2 separate regions of the Homo sapiens genome follow, and region 1 is linked to region 2. The links are chromatin contacts, found by Hi-C in ENCODE. All regions are on one chromosome and are shown on one strand. The core of a region is the stretch at or near the end of the contact, and the rest is flanking DNA. Distances in the headings are between cores, read along the strand shown. Region 1 overlaps ZDHHC14 (zDHHC palmitoyltransferase 14). Region 2 holds the start of ARID1B (AT-rich interaction domain 1B).

Evidence for each region. A loop is a pair of places that touch in the nucleus more often than their neighbours do. Pooled maps may share reads with other maps.
Region 1: a map with no recorded cell type shows a loop between it and region 2 (3-fold over the local background). The contact joins the enhancer-like site here to the promoter of ARID1B in region 2. A Hi-C loop is called at or near these places in 2 of 37 single-sample maps with no recorded cell type and 2 of 50 pooled maps.

Annotation. Positions count from the first base shown.
Region 1 is chr6:157,556,626-157,563,430 of GRCh38, forward strand. All of the region lies in intron 2 of ZDHHC14 (zDHHC palmitoyltransferase 14), which reads left to right. Among named protein-coding and RNA genes, the nearest start is that of MIR3692, 31 kb to the left of the region's middle. RefSeq lists enhancers at 86-395, 4,783-4,912, 5,190-6,163, 5,273-5,352, 5,473-5,552 and 1 more. Within about 2 kb of position 5,026, at least 6 of the 41 ENCODE cell types and tissues checked have a DNase peak (open chromatin) inside an H3K27ac peak, as active enhancers do.
Region 2 is chr6:156,775,485-156,781,737 of GRCh38, forward strand. It overlaps ARID1B (AT-rich interaction domain 1B), which reads left to right and starts at 1,894. Exons shown (of 20, transcript NM_001374828.1): 1 at 1,894-3,987. The coding sequence starts at 2,197. LOC115308161 (a long non-coding RNA gene) reads right to left here and starts at 3,034. Exons shown (of 2, transcript NR_163974.1): 1 at 2,762-3,034; 2 at 876-1,947. MIR4466 (microRNA 4466) reads right to left here and starts at 4,247; the gene lies at 4,194-4,247. RefSeq lists silencers at 1,618-1,967, 1,988-2,227, 2,378-2,527, 2,598-2,667, 2,918-3,147 and 3 more and an enhancer at 3,111-3,646.

The sequences.
Region 1 (6,805 bases), core at 3,776-6,275, 780 kb after region 2:
AATTGACAGCACAGTCAGGAGCACGTACAGAGTGAGACTGAACAAGAAAGCCAGAGATGGAGTCCAGGGAGACAGCTCAGAGCCGAGGCCCCGGGGCTGGAACAGGGGACACGAGGCTGGTGTTGAAGCAAAGGCTGGAGCAGAGTGACAGGTGGGGACAGAAAGGGGAAGAGATGGCTGCCACCAGCTGAAGGACAGGCCCGGGCGGGTTCCAGGCGAGCTGAAGAGTGCTGACTCTGGTGGAGAAGCCAGTGAGAGGTGGGGCTGATGAGGAGGAAGAGTTGCGGGCACTGAGGGGCTCGGGTTAGAGATGAGGCCAGGCCTGTATCAGGGAACTGGAGCGCAGAGGGATCCCTCCAAGAGACACTGAGGGAGGACTCAGTCCTCTTTCTCCACGAGGGAAAGGCCGAGAGCCTGGACCAGACCATGCCACTCCGGGCTGTGTCCTGGGGAGGCCGCTCAGCCCTCCAGCTGCAGTCACCTTCTCTGAACCAGGGGCAAAATAGCACCACCTGAACTGCCGGGCTGCTCGGAGAATGACATGAAATATTGCACCTGCGGGCCTAGCACAGCCTCTCGCACGCTGTAGCAGGAGAGGAGGATTTGCTAGTGGTGACTAGGTCAGGGCAGAGTGGGAAATTGCAGCCAAATTAAACAGAGGGGCAGGGCCAGCACCACGGGCGGGCAGAGGACCTGTGCCAGGCTGGTGGCTCTGGGAGGGTTCTGCCAGGCGTCAGGATTGGTAGGGGTGCCTGTTCTGATAGAAGGGAAAAGAAACTTGACTTTTGCCATGTTAGGATTTTAGTCTCCAATGGCTCATCCTATAATATATATGGATTTTATAGACATGGACAGAAAGTGCACAGTTGATTTTCACATTCGGCAGAGGTGAGTCGTTGGTTAGATGTGTCCAGCATGCGTTAGATGGAAGAATGAGATGAAAACAAAACGTTATTTTAGGGGCAAGACTTTGGTTGTCCTTATTTGCAAATTTAGCTCTAAGAATAACTTCAAGACAAGGAAGGGGTTTGTGGTCCACCTCTTGTCAGCTGGGTCCATTGCTATCTGCAGACTTCCTCGTTTCATTTCTGTAACCACTGAGAGGAGTGTGAGCAATAGATGGCTCTCAGCTCAGTGCTCCCAAGCAAATAGACTAGCAAAGGAATGGCGGCCACTCCCCTGTGGGAGGCCCATGCTGTGCAATCCGGGCAGAGTACTGGGGACTGCTCTCACTTCCGTCACCCTTATTGGGATAAATAGTGAATTTCCCCTGATTTCCAATGAATGATTTTGATTGGCCAAGCCAGCGCTGTCCAGTAGTCTATAATGTGAGCCACACATGCAAGCCACACATGGTAAATTTTCCAGCAGCCACTGTATAATAGTAAAAAGAAGCAGGTGAAGTTCACTTTAATAGTATGTTTTATTTAGCCCAGTTATTGGGAGTATGATCATTTGAAAAGTAATCAATATGTAAAGATATTTAAAGTATTGAGATATGTTACATTCTCTTTTTTTGTACTAAATCTTTGAGATCTAGCCACAATATGTGTGCCCAAGAGCCCCCTGCAGACAGTGGCCAGCACCTTGGACAGCATAGATCTAAACTCCTCAACCGACATGCTGCCATTCCCAGAAATGGCTGATAATTACTCTGAGCCAGGTGACATTCATGTCCCCCTGATCCCCTTTTGACAGATGCCTGGTATTCTGATGGTTCATTTCTGACCTGGCTAGTCTGCATTACACAGGGAAACTGTTCAAGAGCCATGGATCACCCAGAGCGCCCACAGGTAGGCCGTTCAGTGACAAGAGTAGCCAATCGAGAGGGCTGACACCCAGCTGTTACCAAGTCTAGAGGAAAACAAAACTAATGACTCTGGTGCAAACATGGAATCCAATTTTGTGGAGAGGAGGAATTTCTAATATAAGAAAAGCAATGGCCCATCAGTAAAGAAAGATTGGATTCAGGCAAAAGCAATGAAAGACTCAGAATTGTGTTTTTGGTTTTATGTCTTCTGTTTGGGATCCTCATTTCAGGCCCTTATGATTCTGTTTTTCCACTTGACAGTGCACAGGGTGGTTGTAAGGAGTCATTACTAAAACAAAAATGATTGGGATGGCATTTTGCAAAAATCACCAAGTGAACTTTGGTGGTAAAAAAAAAAAAGCAAACAAACAATAAAACAAAGTTCAAGTAATGTAGATCAGAGATTCCTCTTCCCTGCTGTAGGAACTTTCTAGGGGAGAAGCATCTGGAAGCAGGACTTGCAGGCACAGCTGCTCAGCCCCCAACCTCGGAGGGTGGATTTCCCCCCAGCTCTCTAATACAAATGAAAGTGAGCCCTTTGAGTCTAATCACACTTCCCAACTCTTACAGCTCAAAACACACAAACAATGAGCTTTTTCAAGCTCCCCATGAAGCTCTGCCGAGATAAAAGCAGTTAACAACCACTCTTCCATGATGATAAATGGTTGTTGGTTTTCTTTAATCAATATTTTAATAACTATTTGCACACTTTGACAATTATGACTACAGAGAGACTGATGGTGATTACAGAAGCAGATTGCAAAGGTGATTCACGAGGATGTGGTGGTCGGCCATCTCTCTGGGACAAGTGGGCTTTAGCCGGGAACCTGCTGCCCCACAGGCTTCTGAAGCAGGTGTACTGTAGCTATTGCGTGGGCAGCTGATGTGGCAACAGTCGGCCCCGCTTCCTGGCTGACGCGCTCTTCTCCAGGACAGCTTTGCTCCCCAGCAAGTGCAGCAAAAATTCACTCCAGAATCAGTCACTTGCCTCTTTCCGTGGGCATGACTTTAGAGCCATTGGCTTTAGAGCTGAGTTGGCCACCACCCTGTGCCTGCATGAGTGGAAAGAATCCGCTCAAGCTGGAACTGCCCTCAGGTCTCCCAAGGAGAGCCCAGCCACCCTGCCATCTTGAAGGGCATCTTCCTGGAATAACAGCATGCTCATGTTTCCTGGCACTTCTTCTCATTCTCAGTTAAAGACATACTCCATTCATTGTTTTCACTGTTTTGTTTTTCCCCACTTCAAGCTCCAGGTTGTCATGAATACTATTTTGGAGTTGGACCCATTATAAATGTTTTGTCCAGAAAAGAGTCTGGAAGGAAAGCTCTGAAACGTCTGGATTTACAGAGAGAGAATTAGGAGCTGTCTTTCTACATTGTGTCAAGTTTTAGAAATAAACATGAAGAACCAAAATAATAAAATGATGGAAAAAATTCACTGTGAAAGAAGTTGAAATAGGCCCCCATGGACAGGGCTGCAGGGAGCAAAATAGAAACCTTACTTGAAAATAAACATGAAGATGTTCATGATAGAGTTATTTATAATAGTGTAAAGGAAGTAGAAGCAATTTCTATGCATACCAGGAGGGAAATGGATACACGAATTACACTATACGTCTATGATGAATTACACTATACCTTTCCACTCATGCAGGCACAGGGTGGTGGCCAACTCAGCTCTAAAGCCAATGGCTCTAAAGTCATGCCCACGGAAAGAGGCAAGTGACTGATTCTGGAGTGAATTTTTGCTGCACTTGCTGGGGAGCAAAGCTGTCCTGGAGAAGAGCGTGTCAGCCAGGAAGCGGGGCCGACTGTTGCCACATCAGTTGCCTACACAACAGCTACAGTACACCTTCTTCAAAAGCCTGTGGGGCAGCAGGTGCCCGGCTGAAGACCACTTATCCCAGAGAGATGGCCAACCACCACGTCCTCGTGAATCACCTTTGCAATCTGCTTCTGTAAACGCCACGTTGTTAGAACGTCTTAAAATATTGATATCAAAGATATCTAATGGCTTATAAAAGTTATCCTTATACAATTTCAATGAAAATATGCAAAATACAAAATTGGATGTACATTGGGATCTTAATATATATAGGAATTATAAGGAAATATAAACAAGTTTTTTTTTGTGATTGGACTGGCAAGTAATTTTAGTTTTTTTCTCTGTACGTTTCTGATATTCCCTATGATGAGCATGTGTTACCTTTATAATTAGAAGAAAAAAAATCAGTAAATGTCATTACATAAACTCTAGCATTAATAGATATGCATTCAGCAAACATTTATTAAGCAGTACTTCTTACTCATTGCCTTGGCCTTGGCAAATCACGAATTCTCTCTAGGGGCTTTGTGTTTTCATCTGGATAATGGGATCCCACGGCCTTGCCTGACTCACAGAAGCATTATGAGGAACGGATGCATTAACCTGAAGAAGCTGTGAAAATAGCAGATTGCTTATCCAAGCACAACATTATGAGGCGTGGCGTGTCTAATCACGAACCCACTAGAACATGAGAAAGAAGAAATTGAACAAGACTGTAATGAGTTGTTTGGAATGGAAGCCCATAAGAAACTAAAACCAAAAAATAGTCAGCATTTAAATGCAGAGTGCAGAAGGACATTTCGGGGAGCCCAGGTCCTCAGAGCGTGGGGGTGTTAGCTGCCCTGTGCAAGGCGGTCCTTTATTGGAAATCGCCTCAGAGAGCATTGCTGAGTGTGGCTTCTTGCAACTACACCTGAGAACGACATTCACTCTGCTTCATTGAAAACAATCTATCCCGTGTGTGGAAGAAGCATGCCTTGCTGGGGTCAGGGCCAGGGACAAAGCTCAGAGGCCATGCTGAGTTTTCATCAAACACCTGCTGAGCAGCTGGCACGTGCCAGGACACGGTCTAGGCTGAAGGCTGCCATCGTAGTGCAGAATAGAATCCCGTGGAGGTTGGAAATGTTTACCTGCTTGCTTTTTTTCTTACCGTGTGTATTATTTTCAGTAATAAAATGTATACATATACAAGTGAGCACCTTCCCCTGGAAATTCTGACTCAGCAGGTAGAGTGTCCGACGGGCGCGCATGTGAGACCTGCTGTCCCGGCGCTCAGATACACATGGGGGACAAAAATGACAAAGCAGCCACCCTCAGTTTATAATTAGGAAACAGAAACTATACACGCACACCTGGCACAGAGCAGGTGCTCTCACCCAGACCTCTTGAATTGTTGAGTTGAATTTATTTATTTATTTGAGATGGAGTTTCACTGTTGTCACCCAGCCTGGAGTGCAGTGGCGTGATCATGGCTCACTTTAACCTCCACCTCCTGGTTTCAAGTGATTCTGCCTCCACCTCCCAAGTAGCTGGGATTATAGGTGTGCACCACCACACCCGGCTATTTTTTGTATTTTTTGTAGATAAGTGGGGTTTTCACCATGTTGGCCTCCCAAAGTGCTGGGATTACAGGTGTGAGCCACTGTGCTGGGCCCTGAATTTAAAAGTTAAACGCAGAATACATAGATGTTCTCAGAGGGTTAGATACTTTTTTTCCCTTAGTATCTGAGGTTTTTGTGGGTTCAGTGAGAAACCTGGGTGTTTATAACATATAAACAAAATGATTTCAGTTCCTCAACTCACACAGCTTTTCACAGGGAAGGGGCAGAAGATGCAGCTTGAAGGTATCCAGAAAACATGTGTGGGGCAGTCAGACGGAGCAGCTGCAGCCTGGGGGCGTAGGGGCTGTGGGGACCTGCAGTAGCCTGGTTGGCAACCATGAGAAGAGAGAGGAAGGGCCTATAAGTCAGTCCATCTGTGACCACAACACCCACAGCCCTGGGCAATGAAGGGCAGAAGTGGGGACCAGGGATGCCCAACTGGGGTTTAGCCGTGAGAACAGCTGGTGCAGCCTCAGAGAAGGCGCTGCAGAAGCTCCCAGGGTGGACGCTGGGACTCCTGGGCCAGAAGCTCTGTGAGCGTGGCGAGGGGTCTCTGCCTTGTTCCGCTGTCCCTGGCTGGCCCCTCATTTTCTGTTGGTGGGGCCAGGGCTGCTGCTGGGCTCTCCATGCGATTCTCTAGGCAGATTTGGGGTGGGGGCTCCCGAGAGGGTCTGTGAAGACTACCACTTCTCCAGGTACAGAGAGGGAGGGGACCCTAAGCTGCTGCCTCTCGCTGAGGTCAGCAGACACTCGATGAGCCACCTGAGCAGCTCATTCGCAGGCAGGTTCCAGGCCCAGTCCTGAGCTCACCACCCAGAGTCTGTTGGAGACAGGACCTGGGAATCTGCATCTAGCACAGTAATGTTTGAGAGTCACTGACTTAAAATATCCTCACATATATAGGGAGCGTTTTATGTGTGTGAAGTGTAGTGCTGTGGAGAGGGGCAGCCTCCTCAGAAAATGGAGGTTGTGTCAGCTAGGAAGCTGCTCAGGACAACGGTTCCCTCCCGCCTCCCACCGCCCCCCAAGCACCCACTGTGCCCAGGTCAAGGAAGAACCTAGAACTCCCCAACCCCACCCCTGCCCTGCAAGAGCTGTGCATTCCTGACAAGAGGCTGCCCAGGAGGTGAAAGGGAGCAAGGCGGCATGGAGGCTGGGGCCATGTGGATGTAGGGTTCATGGTCTTCCTGCGGTAAGAAGCCGGCTCCACAAGGGCCTAGTGTCTCCCAGGCACCCGGAGCTGGGCTGGACTCCTGGAGGTGGTAACTAAGGCAGAGTCCTTGCTCCCACTACAAGCCTGGAGGCTGGAGGGGAAGGCAGCCAGGTTGACTCAAGGGCCTGGATGGCAGAAGTACTGGCCAGGCCTGCCCTCCCAGGAAACACCACGGCCACCGCTTAGCAATGCTTCCTGGAAAGGCCCCTGCCCGAGCTTGGCCTGCCTGGGCGTTAAGCGTGCCTCTTCCCCAGCTCCAAGCCAGAAGAGGAGCCGGAGCAGGTCCGGGTGATGTGAGATCACCCAGGAGTGGCTGGTTTCTGCCTTGCCCTGCTCTGACTTGGGGGAGGCTGTTT
Region 2 (6,253 bases), core at 644-3,143:
AAGCCACAACATATGGCTACACTTGTATGAACTGACTTTGATATATTTTATCAATTTGAAAAAATGCACTTTTAGGATGATGTGTACATACTTAGTTTGACTATGTCTAAAAGCATAAATATGTAATTGATTTTAGAATATATGTATATACACACAAAACAGACATATATTTATATTTGCATATGAAAAACTAAAAATTCAACTTCTGTGGTGTAATGCGTATAATTAGTATGTATTTGAATATATAAAGGGAGAAAATCCAGGAAAAAATGTCAAAAAGGCACACTAACAAAGATGTAGTATTCTCTTGGCAAAAACTGATGAATGATTTGGCACGAATTCATCTTATGGTTCTGTTATTCTCTCTAACACACGATGATATATCCCGTTTTCCAGTTGTTTGCGTAGAATTGCAATTTGTTGTTTCTACACTCTATAATGACCCTTGGGTGTGCACCTGATTCCCTCCCCCCGACCCCAATTAGTCACCAGTTTTCCCATCAATCCTTTTCTATTTAGTCATGTAACATATTTACACTTGGTCAAACAAATAACCACTGCTGCAGTGGAAATGAACTAAAATAGTTTTTATGGAAAGCTGAAGAATGAAATAATTTTGGAAAACTATACTCTACCAAAACCGTAAGTATTGTTTCTGCCAGGTTTTAAATGCTTTCTCTCAATGAAAACTGAGTCCACACTAGTACAAGTGGGTCATTGCCTAAGGTTAAGAAGTCTTGCTTTTTAAAATGTTACTAGGGGACAATGCACATATTGAAAACATTAATAACAATGCAAATATTAAAAACATTATAAAATGTTAATAGACACCAATTTTTAAGAGAACAAAGTATGGAACATTTCTACATTAGGACTAGAGTTGACTGTTTTATATTATTATTGAAGTTATATTTATTAAATATAATGTCTATAATATTTTAGTTTCGTTCCACATCTCTTTGAAATGAATGTATATCGAGAGGGTTAACTGTGCACACGAAGCTCTGAAACATGATGAAAGGTGTCATATAGATTTATGAAGATACGAGCTAACCCATAGCTGTCGCTGTTCTGGCACCAAGAGTTAAATGTTCATGTGAAAGTTGGCGCAGAAAACACCACTGTACATACTCCACAGAGGACATCCAAGTGCATGTAAGAAAAATGCTCCTTTGGGAATACGTGGACATATTCCTTTGGAAATACACTGACAAACCTACATACGTGTTTAAGGTGCCTTCAAAAAGAGTTATGTAAACATTCTCTTTGGGGCGGGTGCAGTCAGTCATAAGCATTTATTGAGTACCTACTGGGTACAGGCCATAGGGCTCTCTGACCGGGGCTAACCTTCATTTCAAATCTTTCCTAATTTTGCAGTTGGAAGAAGTTGTGGGAATTACGCCGATGGCCCGAAATCAAGGCAGAGGCGAACGTTCTGAAAATTACATAACTCCTGGGAGAGACCGTGCTTTTGCAGATTGCCTAAATATTTTCTTTCTCCGTCGGCTCCTTGTAACCTCTGAGGCCAATAGACAACTTTGTTTCCCAGCCCTTCTCCCTCTTTTGTCTGCTCGTCAGACTCGTTTTCCACCTTTGTATCGTTCCTTTTAGACGTGAAAACAAACATGCGAACGCCCGGTTGGCAAGGAGACAGCGGCCCGGGGGGAAAGTGCAGGTTCCGGCCGCCCCACGCCGCCGCGCTCCGAGCGGCCGCCGAGCCGCCCCGGCCCCGGCCCCGGCCCCAGCCTTAGCCCAAGCCCGGCTGGGTCCCGCGAGGCTGCGCCGGGGCGGGCGGCGGCGGCCCGGGGACGAGTCCAGTCCGCGTTTTGCGAGTGCGCGGGAGTAATGCGAGCGAAGTGGATAATAGTTGCTCGAGCTCGCCCGCTGCCTCTCAAGCCATGCTGGGCCCGATAGGCTCAGCTAGTCGTGTATTTACCCATATCCGGGCTAGAGAGGAAAAGAGAAAAGTTTCATTTAAACCTGAACTAAAAACTTTCACCATGAAAGCACACAGCAGGAGCAGGCCCAGAGCGTAAGGCGTGCCCGGCCCGGCGCTCCGGCGGGGCCTGCGGAGGGGGAGGGGGTCGCGGCTTCCCGGCGGGCCGCGTGGATGCGCACAGGAGGGGCCGCGGCCTGAAAAGTGGGGGTTATTGTCTCCCCCCGCCCCCCGCCCGGCCTCGCCACGCCGCGGCGATCATGGCCGCGCGGGCAGCAGCGGCGGCGGCGGCGGCGGCGGCGCGGGCGCGGGCGCGGGCAGGCAGCGGCGAACGGCGGGCGCCCCCCGGGCCGCGGCCGGCGCCCGGAGCCCGGGACCTGGAGGCGGGGGCGCGCGGCGCGGCGGCGGCGGCGGCGGCACCGGGACCCATGCTGGGGGGCGGCGGCGACGGCGGCGGCGGCCTGAACAGTGTGCACCACCACCCCCTGCTCCCCCGTCACGAACTCAACATGGCCCATAACGCGGGCGCCGCGGCCGCCGCCGGCACCCACAGCGCCAAGAGCGGCGGCTCCGAGGCGGCTCTCAAGGAGGGTGGAAGCGCCGCCGCGCTGTCCTCCTCCTCCTCCTCCTCCGCGGCGGCAGCGGCGGCATCCTCTTCCTCCTCGTCGGGCCCGGGCTCGGCCATGGAGACGGGGCTGCTCCCCAACCACAAACTGAAAACCGTTGGCGAAGCCCCCGCCGCGCCGCCCCACCAGCAGCACCACCACCACCACCATGCCCACCACCACCACCACCATGCCCACCACCTCCACCACCACCACGCACTACAGCAGCAGCTAAACCAGTTCCAGCAGCAGCAGCAGCAGCAGCAACAGCAGCAGCAGCAGCAGCAGCAACAGCAACATCCCATTTCCAACAACAACAGCTTGGGCGGCGCGGGCGGCGGCGCGCCTCAGCCCGGCCCCGACATGGAGCAGCCGCAACATGGAGGCGCCAAGGACAGTGCTGCGGGCGGCCAGGCCGACCCCCCGGGCCCGCCGCTGCTGAGCAAGCCGGGCGACGAGGACGACGCGCCGCCCAAGATGGGGGAGCCGGCGGGCGGCCGCTACGAGCACCCGGGCTTGGGCGCCCTGGGCACGCAGCAGCCGCCGGTCGCCGTGCCCGGGGGCGGCGGCGGCCCGGCGGCCGTCCCGGAGTTTAATAATTACTATGGCAGCGCTGCCCCTGCGAGCGGCGGCCCCGGCGGCCGCGCTGGGCCTTGCTTTGATCAACATGGCGGACAACAAAGCCCCGGGATGGGGATGATGCACTCCGCCTCCGCCGCCGCCGCCGGGGCCCCCGGCAGCATGGACCCCCTGCAGAACTCCCACGAAGGGTACCCCAACAGCCAGTGCAACCATTATCCGGGCTACAGCCGGCCCGGCGCGGGCGGCGGCGGCGGCGGCGGCGGCGGAGGAGGAGGAGGCAGCGGAGGAGGAGGAGGAGGAGGAGGAGCAGGAGCAGGAGGAGCAGGAGCGGGAGCTGTGGCGGCGGCGGCCGCGGCGGCGGCGGCAGCAGCAGGAGGCGGCGGCGGCGGCGGCTATGGGGGCTCGTCCGCGGGGTACGGGGTGCTGAGCTCCCCCCGGCAGCAGGGCGGCGGCATGATGATGGGCCCCGGGGGCGGCGGGGCCGCGAGCCTCAGCAAGGCGGCCGCCGGCTCGGCGGCGGGGGGCTTCCAGCGCTTCGCCGGCCAGAACCAGCACCCGTCGGGGGCCACCCCGACCCTCAATCAGCTGCTCACCTCGCCCAGCCCCATGATGCGGAGCTACGGCGGCAGCTACCCCGAGTACAGCAGCCCCAGCGCGCCGCCGCCGCCGCCGTCGCAGCCCCAGTCCCAGGCGGCGGCGGCGGGGGCGGCGGCGGGCGGCCAGCAGGCGGCCGCGGGCATGGGCTTGGGCAAGGACATGGGCGCCCAGTACGCCGCTGCCAGCCCGGCCTGGGCGGCCGCGCAACAAAGGAGTCACCCGGCGATGAGCCCCGGCACCCCCGGACCGACCATGGGCAGATCCCAGGTAACCCTCGCGCCAGCCGGGCCTGCTTCCGCCCGGCGGCCTCGCCGCGCCGCGAGCCTGAGTTTCTTTCTTTGCCGCGTACTTTTCCCCGTCTTCCCGCGGGGGCGGCGGGGGCGCGGCGCCCAAAGCCATCTTGACGGGCGGCCGCCTCCCGCCGCGGTCGGGGCGCCCCGGGGGCCGGCGCGCTGTCCAGGCCTGGGAGGGCTTCGCCGGGCCGGGCCGGGCCGGGTGGCTTCTACCCCGCCGGCCCGCACCCGCGTCCCCCCCCTCCCCCAGGCCCGGGAACGCGAAGCGAGATCCCGAGGCGCCACCCGCGCGGTCGCCGTTTGGGGCGGCGGGGACCGTTCGGGTGCTTTTGTAACAAATAGGCTCTCCCGGCCAGGACGGCTGGGGCGAAGAGCCACCCGATCGGTTCTGGGAGCGCCCACAATGTGCTTTAACGGGGGAAAGAATGAGGAACTTTCTCACACCTTTAGCCACAGCACGTTCCCTCTTGGCTTCCGAGGTCCAGGCAGGGAAAATAGGTTAGCTTTGTGACAAGCGAGTGGGTTTTTCCTACTTAGGGAGAGCCATTCAGAGACACTCGGTGCGGGCTTCGAGCTCGAACGTTTGCTGGTAGGAATAATAACAAAATTTACAACGACATGGAGGTGCAATATTGTAAAATACATCGATTCGTTCCTTAGAATAGCCAGGGAAATCCATTATTGGGCTTACGGGCTGCTTGCAGGGAGTCACCTTCAACAGGCAGGCTATGTGAAAGGAGCACGTTCCGGATCAATTGAACTTATTTTGATCATGGATTAGGCATGCATTTTATTCAGCAAATCCAGTAAGATAGCAGACCAGTGAAAATTGATCTTTTGGGATCGTATTTATTTGGATTTTCTTTATTTTGCTGTCACCCGAGTCCTACAGCGCTGTTAGGAAGTGTCCTGCACTCTTGCTGTTTCTTGCTAGTAGGCTGAGCCTAAAGACTGACTTGATCTCCTTTGCAAGGTTTGGAATTTGAATTGTGGAGGTAAACTGGCTGTAATAGTCTCCAGACAGCTGCCTCTGAGTTGACATCTAATCTGCCATCTGATTGGCTCCCCTCTCACCATTGGGCATTTAGCACTGCTGATGTAAATAGAAGTGCTGAGCAGTACAGTCACAAAAATTCTTGCCACAAATAATAACTGAGCTCTATTACAAGCAAATGTAAGGTTCAGTATTTAAAGCTGAAACTATTATGAATCATAGTTATTAATAAGAGGATCAAATACAGAAAAACAGTTCGCTGGTGTCCAGTATTGGGCATTTACAAAATTCAGATCTTTGATGATAGTCTTAGAATATGCACATTACATATATCATAGACTTTAATTGGAGGCTGAGGATAAGGCCATTGAAAAATAAGTAAACCACGAATTTTACCAATTTTTGGATTTGTAAAGCCTTTATAAAAGTCTTCCCTTTACAAATTCAACTATGGAAAAATTTGAATTCTGTCAGCACACGCAGCTTAATAAAACCTTAAAATTTTTTTAAGATTTTGATAGGCAGCAATATATTTTGGTGATGTGTAATTCACCTGATAAACAAGATTTAAGCTTCATTTTTTTGTGATTTATCAGTTCTGACTGTTCAAAGATATTTGTGGATGAGGAGTTTTGGTTAGAATTGACATATTTAAAAAACGAAATGAGGAAACCACATATTTGTGCAGATAACAATAATTAAAAGGGGAAAAATGAGATATTCCTGTGAAATACTAAGAATCATTTCATATTTGCTTTTGATGTGGAGAATACAGAAATGCCCCATAATCTTTTTTTTTTCTTCATTGTTTTGTTAGATTAGGTAATTTGAGCCTTGTTTGAACTGCTTACACGATGAATTAGGGAAACTATATTCTAAGCAAGTTGTGCTGGGTGTCTTTTTTTCCAAATAATTTTTCTTTCATGTTAATGCTATGAAAGTTTAAAAAATCCTAATCTGTTAGAGAGGAACAACAGTCGTTGTATGTATATTTTTATGTAACTCATTTATTTTAGGAAGAGGTATTTTAACAATAATCATACCTTAGAGACTTGTCAGAGTGAAGGAAGGGCTGAATTTAACAAATAATCTTGTGAATCCTAGGCTGAACACTGCTGTCCACTGCTTTCAGATCTTTAGTTATTGGAGTTTTGCTTTTAAGGATAATAGATTTTTCTATTCTTAATAGAAAACTTGTGATTTCAACTTGTTTTTGATTCACACGAGGAAAAACATTATAGAGAAG